Regions from separate parts of the Homo sapiens genome. Here region 2 is linked to region 1. Evidence: chromatin loops called from intact Hi-C (ENCODE). Cell type or tissue: GM12878. All regions are shown on one strand. Links, peaks and the distances in the headings refer to the core of each region. The heading gives the core; the rest is flanking DNA. Region 1 overlaps MIR3681HG (MIR3681 host gene). Region 2 has its middle 61 kb from the start of MIR3681HG.

What was found. A loop is a pair of places that touch in the nucleus more often than their neighbours do. Peaks named below come from ENCODE experiments on the same cell type or tissue, not always from the same donor. Only the 100,000 strongest peaks of a DNase experiment are listed, where the experiment ranks them.
Region 2: a loop joins it to region 1, with 2.3 times the contacts of the local background. A loop is called at or near these places in 1 of 110 quality-filtered maps.

The regions. Positions count from the first base shown.
Region 1 is chr2:12,072,403-12,076,807 of GRCh38, forward strand. All of the region lies in intron 2 of MIR3681HG (MIR3681 host gene), which reads left to right. Among named protein-coding and RNA genes, the nearest start is that of MIR3681HG, 67 kb to the left of the region's middle. In GM12878, for the core only: no CTCF peak of the experiment used is centred there; a DNase peak (open chromatin) is centred at 1,979; H3K27ac peaks cover 841 bases.
Region 2 is chr2:11,943,845-11,948,249 of GRCh38, forward strand. No RefSeq gene overlaps it. Among named protein-coding and RNA genes, the nearest start is that of MIR3681HG, 61 kb to the right of the region's middle. In GM12878, for the core only: no CTCF peak of the experiment used is centred there; a DNase peak (open chromatin) is centred at 1,807; H3K27ac peaks cover 1,105 bases.

The DNA of each region.
Region 1 (4,405 bases), core at 234-4,233:
ACGTAATGTGGGTTAAGTAGGTAACAGTTCCTACCAGTTGGTGCTAATCAAGTGATAGCAAAGAGTGTTCTGGACAAAGAGAAGACATGGGTCTAGTCCCAACTCCAGTTTCCTATAAATAAAATAGGGATGGTAATCTTTTCACAAGCTCAAATAGGATCAGAGACATGAAAACACTTTGTAAAGGACAAATGGCTGAACATTGTCAAGGGCTGTTGATCTTAGGAGACGCTGGACCTGCAGACCTCCAAAAGGCCTCACAGGCAGGTGGCAGGGGACAAGTACATCTATTGATTGTCTTTAGTGTTTTTGAATACTGAGTATGAGTTGTTGTGGACAAAGCAAAACGGTTCACATGGTTGTCGGACAGCACCTTGGCCAGGATTCTGTGCAGGTCTTGCTTGGATAAGAGGGTTTCTTTTGCCTTGAAGTGTCTTGTAGGAACCGCAAACTCAACATATCCAAACATGAACCCATTTTCTTTCATCTCAAATCTGATGCTTCCTGGAGTTTCCATTCAAATAAAGCTACCACCATCTACAGTGCTGCCCAGACAGAAGTCTAGAGTCCTCTTCTGTGTCTGCCTTCTGCTTACCTCCATCCCCAAGCAGAAGCATTCTCAGTGACTGGGTCTGCTGAAATGACCTTGGTGCTTTTTCTCTGACAGGTTCCTATTTCCCCATCTCCACTGCCAACACATGCCAGACACAGGAACTGGCTTCTAAAGCTTCATCTCTAGTCCTAAAAAAGGGATTTTTGTGGCGATGATCATCATGTCCAACATTTATTGAACCTGTGTTGCGCCAGCACTTTCATATGTATATATATGTACACACAAATATATGTGTATTTCACTTATTTTATTTCACTTATGAAACACTTACATAGTATTTACTCTATGCCGAATACCACTTTAAGGACATGATACATATTCATCCATTTAATTCACACAACCACCCAATGAGGTAAATGATATTATTATCCCCATTTTACAGATAACGAAACTGAGGCAGAGAAGTTAAGCAATTTATTCAAGGTTACACAAATAGAAACTGGCAGAGCTTGAATTTGAACCTAAGAAGTCTGGCTCCAGAGTCAGTGCCCAAGTACACAGGAGCTTGAGGAATAGTCATAATAATAGCTAATGTTCTAAGTCAGCCATCTTAGCTGGCTTTATAGAAAACGCAACAACTCTGAGATGTAAGCGTTATTACCCACATTTTACAGAGAAGGAAGCAGGTTTAAGCGTCTTACAGAGAGAGCCCAAGGTCACACATCCAGTAAGTGAAAGCAGAGGTGAGCTTCAGCTGGCAGTGTGAGGTTGAAAATGCTGGCATCTGCCATGCCTGCAAAGTGCTGCTCTGTTTCAAGTTTACGAGATTTGATCTTGGTATATTTTAATCTGGAAATAAAAAAGCAAAACCTTATAGAATTCTAGAATGTCAAAGATGAGAGGGACCTATGGGAGCCTCTTGTTGAGAACCTTCTTATACAGATGAAATATTCTAGATCCATGGAATTTAAGAGACTGCCCTGAAGTTTCATATTCAGGAAATATTAGAGTCAGTTCTTACCCCTGTGTCTTCCAAAGTCAAACTCAGGAGATATGATGGGGTTTTCTCGCTTTTCCTGGCAAAATCCAAAAACATAAAAGCATAAAAAGATACATACAATAGCAGCAATCAGCAATCATTCTCTTCTCTCTCTCTCTCTCTCTCTCCATTTGTAGGTCAAAAATTCCTATAATCAGCTACAAATTATCACATCACCTCTGCATTCTTATCAGCTTTTGCAGCTGGGAGATAAAGACACACAGTATCTTTGACTCAAGCAGGCAGTTGCAGTGATGAATCTGTCCTTTCTAAATAGGCTGAAACCACAAGGTGGGCCCTCATGTTATAGCCAGTGATGGGAAGGCACCAGACCAGCGGGGAAAATGTCCGTGTCATGGAGATGACGTGATGGTGCATGCGAGGCACGGCCCCACTTCTGCCTCTGTGGCTTACCCAGGCCTCCCCCTCTGACCTACTTCTCTGGCCACCAAAAGGTGAGAGATGTTACACAGAGATGTTATAAAGCCAGACCTGATAGCATCAAGTCTGTTCCCATGAGATAAGTATTCCTAAGCCTGCCCCAGTCAGTCACTGCTTAGGAGGCCAAGGTGCTGCTTTAGTTAATTGAAACAACAGCCTACTATTAGCTGAGGAATGCCTGTCCCCTGCACATTTCAGGGCTTCTTGGTCTGGGTTGAAAGGCTGACATTCATGGTAATGAATAGGACACTTTTAGTCACTAGTCTATATCCCACAGGCATTCTGCCCAGGCATAATTGAGGAGGACAAGAAGAATGATAATAAGGGGACCCAAGACTTTATTCTTACAAACGAAGAATGCGGCTGATGGTTATAGAGAAAACAATTTGACTTGTGTTTTTATTAATCCTCTGCCCGTGCATCTGGGATGAGGATGTAGATGCTAAAATTCAAGCCAGACTGGCATCCTTTGGTAACTGCTGGATTCCATCTTCAGGAAGAACAGAGCACCCGTTTCTTTGTTTATTTTCCAGAGTGAAAAACTAATTCATGTAAATGAATCATTGAAGTAGGCCTTTTAGATGACTTTGCATTTTCATGATTCCTATTTTTCTGGAAATCCAAGAGCAAGTTTCTCAAGTTGTTAATAATCTAGAATATTTCACATGTATTTCCTGTTGGTTCCATACTGATTATAATACTCAATGGTTCTTATTTTGTCTTGCTTCCCAGTCTTTGAAACTTGATTTTCTTTCTTACCTGATCAATTTTTACCAGTCTTTCAAGATGCACCCTGAATTGTTTTTTAAACCTCCCAGTTTCAAGATTATTTTTGAAATGGGAAAATTAGTTTTCTCATGGGAGTGGGCAAAGTTTCCATTTTTTTGGTGAAATAAGAAGCATAAATGTGTTTCACACAGACTAAGCACATGAAGAACGATCACCTTATGTAGAGCTTGATAAAATTTTATATACATCTGTGTAATCACCATACAGATTAAGACAGAGAATATTTTCAGGACCCATGAAGGTTCTTTTCTGCGCCTTCGTCATCAATACTCCACCTCAGAATAATCACATTTTGACTTCAATCACTGTCAATTAGATTTTCTTACTCTTGAACTGCATATAGATGTGGTATGCACTTTTTATTTTGGTTTATTTTGCACATACTATGTTTTAAAGATTCATCCAAATTATGTGTGTATCAATGTTTTTTTTTTTTAATTTGTATATAAGTAGTCCATTATTTGACTATACCACAATTTATGTATTCATTCTTCTGTTGATGGTCAGTGGGGTTGTTTTCAGCTTTTGGCAATTATGAATAAGCCTGCTGTAAATAATCTTGTTTATTTCTTTTTGTGGGAAAACGTACTCATTTCTCTTGGGTATGAAACTATGATTGGGCAGGGTGGTTCGTACAGTAGGTCTATATTTAGGTTTAGTAGATACAACCAACTAGTTCCTTTAACTGTGTTTGTAATAATTTATATTCTCAATATTTAAGATTTTCAGTTGCAGTACATCCTCACGAAAACTTTATATTATAGTAATTTTGTTGTTTATTTTAGTTAATTTTTTAAAGATAAGTGTTGGTATCTTTTCATTTGTCCATTAGACACTTGGGCATGCACTTTTGCAAAGTCCCTGATCAAATCACTTGCCCCTTTTAAAAATTAGAGTTATTTGACTTTTTTCTTATTGGACAAATTGCTTGAACATGCACTTTAGAAGAAAGTTATGCAAAGAGCCAATAAACCCACTAAAAGATGCTTTCTTCTTTTACCAACCTCACAAACAAAACAAAGATGAGATACATCTTGAATAGGTCTTTGCCAACAGAGTGCCCTGGGCCCTGCTCTCTATTCATGGGTTTTATTGGAATCCTTTTTGAGCTAGAGCTAGAGCTGAAGGTAGATGGGCATGAGTGGGTCTAAACCCAATGCCCAGCTTCTAGAAAGCTTTCTCTTGGCACTCCTCTGCCCTTCCAAAATGGCAACTTCTCCCTAAGCCTACTGTGGCTTTTCTGGTATTTGGAATTGGCACAAATTATGATGCAAAATTGCCATTTTCAGCATTCAGGGTTCTTTTTTTTACCACTCCTACTTAGAATTTTCTCATGTAATCAGACAGAGGGAACATTATTATAATTTTCTCATGTAATCAGACAGAGGAAACATTATTTTAGCAATTGACACCAACATTCCTTGCTTGAACAAAATTCTGAGATAAGGGGTTGGGGTAGAGGGTTTGTGTATTGACAACAGATAAAATTTAAGGAGTTTTGCATGAGACAAGGGGAAGAATTGTATTGCTCTGGAGGGTGGGAAAGAGGCAGTAGAGAGGTGAGGACTACTGAGCCTCCTAGG
Region 2 (4,405 bases), core at 151-4,150, 130 kb before region 1:
GCCCAGAATCTCCCTAGTTATGTTAGCATTTTTATTTGAAAGTGGCATAGGCCAGGTGCGGTGGCTCAGGCCTATAATCCCAGCACTTTGGGAGGCTGAGGCGGGAGGATCACTTGAGGTCAGGAGTTCGAGACCAGCCTGGCCAACATGGTGAAACCCCGTCTCTACTAAAAATATGAAAGTTGGCCAGGTGTGGTGGTGCACACCTATAATCCTAGCTACTGTAGTGGCTGAGGCATAAGAATCGCTTGAACCCAGGAGGCAGAGGTTGCAGTGAGCCAGGGTTGCACCACTGCACTGTAGCCTGGGCGACAGAGTAAGACACCGTCTCAAAAAAAAAAAAAAAAAGTAGCATAAGATGGAGGTACAGGGATGTGTGACCCTTTGTTACTGAAACACGAGGGGTTCAGTGTAGGTCCTGTTGCTCACTACACAGAAAGTCAATCACTGAGGCAATGAGTATTACCAGGGAAGAAAGTTTTAATCGGGTGTTTCAGCCAAGGAGATGGGAAATCGGTCTCAAATGTGTCTCCCCAACAACTAAAATTAGGGGTTTATATAGTGGAGAAAGAAATGTAACCGTGTGTGAGAGGTAAGGAAGAGGAGCTGGTCAACAGGCAGTGGGTGGTTGATTAGGCAGTTATGACAGGTGAGGGGTCTGGCATCTCATTGTCCAGATACTGTGATCTAGTGAGTTTCAGTTCCTTGATACTATTTGGCAGGACTGATGGTTGATTTCCTGAAAAAGGAACTCCGATAAAACAAAAGTAAACTTCTGAAGTTTTAAGACTGGAAGGTTCAATTTCTGTGTTTATTCAAAAGAAACCATACATCAATTCTATGGGACAATTGGGCCAGTTTCACCTCCTTTTTATTTCTTCACCTCGACTGACATGGAGTCTGAAGCTAAGCAGGGGATCAGTATGCACATGGACTGCTGAGAGGCTGCTCTTTCTCATGTTTAGTGTTGGTCACTGAATTCTGCCTCTGGTCCTTGGCTGTCTGGAGGAGCAACTGAACATGGACAAAAGGTAAAAAACTCATTAAAGAGGTGACAGATGTCACTCAGAGGAAATGAATACACCTTGAAGGGGGTATGTTTTAATCAGAGACAAAGAAGCTCTCCAGCAGTTCTAGAAAATGATAGCCAAGATTTGTTGATTATCATATGCCAGGCACTGTGCTAAACACCTCACATACATTATCTTTTTTTAATGTCAAAACAAACTTGTGAGGTGTTACTATTATTTTCATTTTACAAATGTGACACCAAGATTTAGGTAGATTGAGTTACTTGTTGAGAGTTGAACCCAGCTGTCTGATGACAAAGTCTATTATTATTTTCAGAAGTCTCTAAAATATCAGTCCTTCAAAACTCCATCTGGTCAATGGATCAATTGGGTTAGTGGTTTTTAAACTTTTGACCTTAGTCCACAGTAACAAATACATTTTCTTTCATGACCATGACTCATGACTCAGGACACACACACACTCTTATAACCTCTTTTTTTTTTTTTTTAAGAGAAGGTCTTGGTCTGTCACCCAGGCTGGAGTGCAATGGCATGATCTCAGCTCACTTCAACCTCTGCTTCCCAGGCTCAAGCAATCCTCCCACCTGAGCCTCCTGAGTAGCTGGGACTACAAGTATATGCCACTATGCCCAGCTCATTTTTGTACTTTTTGTAGAGATGGGGTTTCATCATGTTGCCCAGGCTGGTCTTGAACTACTGGGCTCAAGTGATCCACCTGCGTTGGCCTCCTCAAATGCTGGGATTACAGGTTTGAGCCATCGTACCCAGCCTGTACACTCATATTTACATGCCCGCATATGAAAAGTAAAACTGAAACAAAAGTTTCACAACTCAATAGTTGCACTTCCTATACGTTTTCTATTAAATTTTCATTTTATTGCAAAGAAAAGGCTTATTATAACCACCAAATTTGTACGTGGTAATTTGCACTTTGAAAGTCTTAGAATATTTTTAATCCTTTTTCAAATTATTGGATCCTTATGTTTCTGTATTTCTTGGAAATCCTTTTAGGCTTATCCCACCCACTAGTCATTCCAGGAAATACCTTCTCATCATATATATAGACATTTAGTATGACATGGTCATAAGATCTTAGAGTATTGTTTTGTAGAAATTGCTAAAAAGGTATTTTGTAAAGTGGATTTTTTTGTGTGTTTTGTAACAGGAGAATTTGCTTTTATTTATCTTATTACCAAAAGAAATTGTATTATACTGATCATTTCCATATGTATTTTTAAAGTTGCTTGGCTGGGTTGAATCTTTATTCTTTAAGTTACAAGGACATTGTATTCAAATAAAAGGAACAATCATAATATTATTAATTAGAGCAGTAAGGCTTTGGTTTCCATGCAAATAAGCATAATTGAAATAGAACTGAGTTTTTTTTAAAGTGGATTTTGAAACTGGTGGAAAAACTTGGAAAACAAATATCTCAAAGCTAAAGCAAATGCAATCTGTATATGTAAATGAGATTGATTAATTTTAGCAGGCAAATGAGAAAATCAATGATTTTCAAAATCGAGTAATTTGGTAACCATTAGTTTCATTAGTCTTTCTGTTTCAAACTTAATTATTTAAATATAGAACTAGATTGAAGTATAATTTATGGAGAAATCATCCTTAAATTAATTACATGCAAGCTTTCCCCTATAAATGGAAGAATTGAAGGTGAAATTATAAATGCTTATTGCAGAGCATGGAATCCTTTGGTCGTGGCTTGTTCGGGTTTGACTTGGGAGATGATGTGGAAATGGGAGTACACTAACTTTGACTCAAAGCAAGATCTGAATCTCAGCTTTGACTCTAACTGTGAGCTTTTAGGCAACTTTCTTAACTTCTAAAGGGCTTCACATTTCTTAACTATTATATTAGAGAATTATATCTATGTTGCAGAGCAATTGTACAGACTAAATAAGGAAATGTATGTGAAAATCTTAGCCTAGCGTCAGGCACACAGATAAGGCTTTTATTAGGAATGGTGTCCCCAAACCCCTCACCTTCCTGGGTGGATGGAGGAAGGCTTGGGTTCAGGAAATTCTGTGTTTCTGGGACTGCTTAGGGGAGAGTGCATGGTCTGCTGGCATTTCCCCATTAGTTAGCAGTATTCTTATCTATGACATTCTGTGGATCTCTCACAGCATCACTTCCATCAGGAAACCAAGATGGGCTTTAGCAGGTAGGTCCTTCGAATTGTTGAAAAGGCCAGAACAGCAGATGAGGTAGGGAGAAACTCATACATTTGGTTTTGTTTTTATTTCCCCATTGCAATGATTGGTTTTCCTAATATTTTTCATTTCCTCATCTCGCCAAATTGTCTCATTATGACAATCATGATAACCAATACTCATATGACACCTACTCAATGATTTTGTGGGATAACTAGGGTAGGTATTAGTCTGTTCTCATGCTGCTGTAAGGATATACCCGAGACTGGGTAATTTATAAAGGAAAGAGGATTAATTGACTCAGGTCCACAGGGCCCGGGAGGCCTCAGGAAACTTACAATTTTGGTGGAAAAGGAAGCAAATATGTCCTTCTTCACAAGATGGCAGGAGAGAAGAATGAGAGCTGAGAGAAGGAGGAAGCCCCTTCTAAAACCATCAGATCTCATGAGAGCTTACTATCATGAGAATCACATGGGAGAAACCACCCCCATGATTCGATGACCTCCCACTAGGTCCCTCCCACCACACATGGGGATTATGGGAACTACAATTCAAGATGAAATTTGAGTGGGGACACAGTCAAACCATATCAGGTATTATTATGGACATTATATAGATGAGGAAATAGAAGCTCGGAGAGGTTACATGGACTGCCCAAGACCATGCAGCTAGAAAGAGATTGAGATTCATACCCATCTGGAGTTTCCAAGTTTGTTTTATATATATACTATATATACTTAAATTACATTTAATTTTTAAAATTAACACATAATAATTGTACATATTCATGGGGTACATAGTGATATTGTGATACATATATAGTGTATAGTGATCAGATCTGGGTCATTAGTATATTCATCATTTAAAGAATTTGTCATTTCTTTGTTCATTCCATATCCTCCTTCAATACTCAATATCCTCCTGGCTATTTAAACTATTTAATATATTATTAACTATGCTCATCCTGCTGTGGTACAGAACACTAGAACTTATTCCTCCTATCTAGCTGTAATTTTGTGTCTTTTAACAAATCTTGTCCTATCCTCTCCCTCCTCCACCCTTTTCAGCCTTTCATATCCTGTTTTACTATTTGCCTCTATGACATAAACTTTTTTTTCTTTCTTCTTCTTCTTCTTTTTTTTTTTCCCGAAGTTTCGCTCTTGTCGCCCTGGCTGGAGGGCAATGGAGTAATCTTGGCTCACTGCAACC